Linked DNA regions of Homo sapiens: region 2 is linked to region 1. The links are chromatin loops, found by intact Hi-C in ENCODE. Cell type or tissue: endothelial cell of umbilical vein. All regions are shown on one strand.

Region 1 (2,500 bases):
GGTGTGGTGGTGGGCACCTGTAATCCCAGCTGCTCGGGAGGCTGGGGCAGGAGATTCGCTTGAACCCGGGAGGCGGAGGTTGCAGTGAGCCGAGATCGCACCACTGCACTCCACCCTGGGCGACCTGGCAAGGCTCCGTCTCAAAAAAAAAAAAAAAAAAAGAAAAAGAAAATACCGGGCGTGGTGGCAGACGCCTGTAGTCCCAGCTACGCGGGAAGCTGAGTCACGAGAATCGCTTGAACCCGGATGGCGGAGTTTGCAATGAACCGACATCGTGCAACTGCGCTCCGGCCTGGGCGCCAAAGCGATACTCGGTCTCAAAAAGAAAAAAAAGAAAACAGGAGAATAATGAAATTTTACTTATTTATTTTATTTATTTTTTATTTTTTTGAGACCGAGTCTCGCTCTGTCACCCAGGCTGGAGTGCCCTGGCGCAATCTCGGCTCACTGCAACCTCTGCCTCCCGGGTTCAAGCGATTCTCCTGCCTCAGCCTCCCGAGTAGCTGGGACTACAGGCGCCTGCAACCACGCCCGGCTCATTTTTGTATGTTTAGTAGAGACGGGGTTTCACTATGTTGCCCGGGCTGGTCTCGAATTCCTGAGCTCAAGTGATCCTCCCGCCGCTGCTTTCCAGCGTGCTGGGATTACAGGCGTGAGCCACCGCGCTCGGCCAAAAGTTTTAAATTTCAGTAAGTTCCAATTTATCAACTTTTTCCCTGTATAGATTGGTCTTTTGGTGTCGTCTAAAAACTATTTGCCTGGCCCTAGGTCCTGAGGATTTTTTTTAACTTTTTTTTTCCCCATAAGTGATTTATTGTTTTACATTTAAATCTATGATTCATTTTGAGTAAATTTTGTATAAGGTGAGAGGTTTAGGTTGAGGTTCTTTGGGTCTATATTCGTCCAATTGCTCCAGCATCATTTGTTGAAACGGCTCCTGATTCCATTTTTGTACCTTTCCCCCGTTCATTTCCCCTTAGAGCAGTGGGAATGTTTTTTTGTTAGTGATGATGTCATGCCTTGTGCAAAATCTGTATTAGCATCTCACAACATAAGATTTGGCTCTATTCTAACGGCATTTTCCACCACTCGATGTCCACCGTAATACTTGGCTCTCGAAGAATCACTGGGCTGGCTCCCTCACTTCATGCAGGTCTATTCTATTATCACTTACTCAGAGATTTCTCTGGCCTTTTCTTCACAGCACTTACAAAATGCGATCTATTACATATTAATTTGCTTATTTGCTTCTTGTTTTCCTATACTCCCATCCCTCCCAGAAGCTCCAAGAGAGCATACTGTTTTATCCCTAGGGCCTAGAATAATGCGTCCACGTAGTAGGTACTCAAAATTTTTTGCTTGACAGGCTAGAAAAGGTGAATAAACACAAAGCGGGAGCGAAAAGTCTACTTCTAGGTCAGGCACTCTTTGGACTTCACGCAACGTGTGAGCGCCACCTCTCGGGAAGCCAATTTGCTCGCGAACGAAGGAAGTGAGTCAGAGAACCCGGGGGTGGAGAGAAGAAAGCAAGCAGCTAACCGGAAAGGTCTGAAAAAGCTAGCGCCGGAAGTTAAACTGCAGAAAGTTGTTCCCTAGAATGACTGCCTACTCCCAAGAGGAAGCGTGGGCGAGCGGTGTTCTGCAAAATGGGCTCTCCGGCAGCGGATCTGCGCAGAAGCGTTCCGTGCGTGCAAGTGCTGCGAACCACGTGGGTCCCGGGCGCGTTTCGGGTGCTGGCGGCTGCAGCCGGAGTTCAAACCTAAGCAGCTGGAAGGGTAAGAGGTGTTCGGGATCCTGAGAGGAAAAAGAAAGGAGTGTAGTCGCGGGAGTGGGTTAGGTGAGGAGTTAGTGAAGAGATGAGTTCAGCTCTAAGAGGCGGCGAGGAGGATCGGATGGGAGGAGGGGCAGGGAGCGCCTGTGGACAAGTGCAGACCGGTCGGCGCACGTCCCACGCCACGTGGACTCGCCTTTGTCGGTGGCCGCCTTTCTCGTCAGGCCGCGACGACAGGGCTGTGCCTTATTTGTGTCTGTCGAGAGCAGTGCCGGGCACGGAGTTGGCGCTCTGTAAGTGCTTGCTGAATAAATGACGGGTGTGTGTGTCATTCATTCAGCAAGCACTGAGTGCTTACTGTTGTGTCACCGGGACCGATGTGGAGGGACATTTTTAGGGTGTATTTCTGGCGCTTTAGTCCTGTTTTCTCCTGGACAATTTATGCTTGCCCCGCACCCCATCGTGCGATTCTCCGCAGTCTTTGGGCTTTGTCTCTCTCTCTTTTTTTTTTTTTGGAAGTTGCAGAATGGTGATAAATGATTTTCTTTGCTCCTATTGACTGCTAGGCCCTGTGGCTAGGTACCATAGAGTCTCTACACAGGACTAAGTCAGCCTGGTGTGCAGGGGAGGCAGACACACAAACAGAAAATTGGACTACAGTGCTAAGATGCTGTAAGAAGAGGTTAACTAAAGGACAGGAAGATGGGGCCAAGAGATGGTGCTACTGTC
Region 2 (2,500 bases), 300 kb before region 1:
AGCATTTTGGGAGGCCGAGGCAGCGGATCACCTGAGGTCTGAAGTTTGAGACCAGCCTGGCCAATATGGTGAAACCCCGTCTCTACTAAAAATACAAAAAAATTAGCCGGGCTTGGGGCTGGGCACCTGTAATCCCAGCTACTCAGGAGGCTGAGGTAGGAGAATCCCTTCAACTCAGGAAGCAGAGGTTGCAGTGAGCCGATATTGCGCCACTGCACTCCGGCCTGGGTGATAGAGCAAGACTCTGTCTCAGAAAAAAAAAAAAAAGGAAAAAAAAAAGTCTGACCCCAAAGCCCACGTTCTTTCTCATAGAGGATCACGAGGAGTAATGTTATTTGGAGGCTGAATGAAGCCCCCTACACCACTCTAGAGCATTCTTACATCTGCAGGGGAAATTGTGGGGCCTAAACATGTGTCCCCGCTGGTCAAGTGAGTGTGAGACAAGGATCAGACGCTGGTGTCTTCTGTGCCAAAGCAGGATCCACACTCTGTACAGAATAGTGATGCTCTCTGAACAGTCCCAGGTCACATGAAGGAGTTTGGCCAGCTTGTGGTGGTATTTTCAGTGGATGACAGAGTGCTCAGCCACCAAGAGAACTTAGGGAAGCCTGGGGAAGGGCATTGCCCGGGGAAGTGACCCAGGCGAAAAGTTATTTGGGAATGTTAATTTCTGGCTGAAATTTATACAAAGCTTTCCCTTCAAAGCCTCATTCTTTGATTTATGTTCAAACCGGAAGATATTACAAGCACCCAAAAAGCCAAACTGGAAAAGGAAACTGCAGAGCTCCACAGACTTGTTGCCTTGGCCAGGGGTAGGGTGTGGCGATGGGAGTGGCAACTGGGAGTGACCTGGGGGTGTCTGAGTTTGTGCAATGAACACGCACTTTCCACCAACACCAACTTCTGGAGGGGTAGTACCTGCTGTGAGCCCTGACATCACAAAACCAAAAGAGGCTTTGTCACTAAAGGTAGGAAAACAAATGAGATGACCCCTAGAGGGAGCTTCTAGCCTGAGGAAGTTTCTAGATTAAGCATGAAACTGAAACTGTCTTAAAAGGAAGGAATTCGACATCCCTCTGACACAGCCTGACGCCCCTCTCAGTCCCACCTTTTCTTTCCTTGGACTTCTTACTGGTCCTCCCCATCTCACTCCTGGGTTTGATGAATAAAGAAGTTTTAAACTATTTCTCTTTCATAATGTTTCTGTACAAAGCTTGAAACAGTGAAAAAATAAGTTAAAATGTTCAAATTCAAAGGCAGGTTCTCCCAGGAGAGATGGGCTGGCAGCAGAGCTTCTATTTCTGATTTCCTCTGCCTTTTTCCCCAAGGGTTAGCAGCACACATTCTTCCTACTGTGGCTACATCTGATGAAGAACACACACACACACACACACACACACACACACACACACACACCAGGACCAAGGTTTTCCTCTCAACTGCCTGTTCCTCCACTGGAGCTGGGAATTTGAGGGAGCCCAGGCTTCCCCGGGTGCTTCCAGTGGACATTGTACCCATTCTTCATAGCTGGATATCTCCCCCCAGATCTAGCATCCCTAAGATAGGCACAGTCTCACCCTTTTTTGTTCATACCCCTACATTTTCCTGTGTATTATGATTATTTGGGCGTGTGTGTTATCGTTTGCTAGAATGTAAGCTCCTTTAGAGGTTCCGAAGGATTGTATATATCACTGCCAGTTCCTAACGCAGGAGATGCTTAATAAATGTGTTGAGTGGATGAATACAGGAGCTGTTTTTAATCATATCTCACCTTGTTTGAGAAAGAATTTAGGGACAAGAATGGAATCTGAGCCCAGGGCAGCCACTTGAGTCAACATCACCCTTTTGCTATCACAAGTACTAGTAAAGCTCAGGACCCAAGACTTCAGTATGTGAAGTGCCTATAGTTGCTTCTCAACAAATCTAATCATCCAGAGAGCAGTCGCAATGTAAGTAAGTAAAGCTAGCACGTAGCCCTCAAACTCATATCTTACTCCATTGTGTTTTTGCAACCGATTTCCCTTTCCTAATTGTGCCTGGCAAAGGCTGATAGCAAAATAAGTTTGGGATTGCTGAGCAAACAATCACAAGTGAGGTTTGCAGGAGAGGGGGACTGGGCACAAAGTGCAGCTTAGATGACTTCTAAATAATCAGGTGGGGCTCTTTTTATAAAATCGACCGGTTGAGGTCAACCAAGGGAGCAGGATAGTGTAATGGTTAAGGATCATGGACTTTGGAAACAGAATCCCACAGTTCAAATCCTAGCTCCGCTGGCTGTGACTGTTGCAAGCTCTCTGCCTCCACTTATATATCTGTAAATGGGAGAAACAGTACAACCTTCAGAGGGTTGTTATGAAGTTGAACTGAATTTAAATGGGGCAGTATCTAGCACATAGTAAATTCATATAAGGGTTGCCATTATTACTACTGAGCTTTTGGGGTTGGTCATTCCCTCTGGATTCCATAAGACTTTGTGATAGTATAAAAATCATCCTTCAAA

The links. Peaks named below come from ENCODE experiments on the same cell type or tissue, not always from the same donor. Only the 100,000 strongest peaks of a DNase experiment are listed, where the experiment ranks them.
Region 2: a loop joins it to region 1, with 5 times the contacts of the local background. A loop is called at or near these places in 47 of 110 quality-filtered maps.

The regions. Positions count from the first base shown.
Region 1 is chr17:51,151,888-51,154,387 of GRCh38, forward strand. NME1-NME2 (NME1-NME2 readthrough) reads left to right here and starts at 1,672. Exons shown (of 9, transcript NR_037149.2): 1 at 1,672-1,775; 2 at 2,338-2,500. NME1 (NME/NM23 nucleoside diphosphate kinase 1) reads left to right here and starts at 1,672. Exons shown (of 5, transcript NM_000269.3): 1 at 1,672-1,775. RefSeq lists enhancers at 985-2,184, 1,208-1,739, 1,523-1,942. In endothelial cell of umbilical vein, a CTCF peak has its summit at 1,466; a DNase peak (open chromatin) is centred at 1,544; H3K4me3 peaks cover 1,262 bases; H3K27ac peaks cover 1,638 bases.
Region 2 is chr17:50,851,280-50,853,779 of GRCh38, forward strand. No RefSeq gene overlaps it. Among named protein-coding and RNA genes, the nearest start is that of TOB1, 14 kb to the right of the region's middle. In endothelial cell of umbilical vein, a CTCF peak has its summit at 979 (motif pointing right); DNase peaks (open chromatin) are centred at 1,012 and 1,902; H3K4me3 peaks cover 173 bases; H3K27me3 peaks cover 175 bases.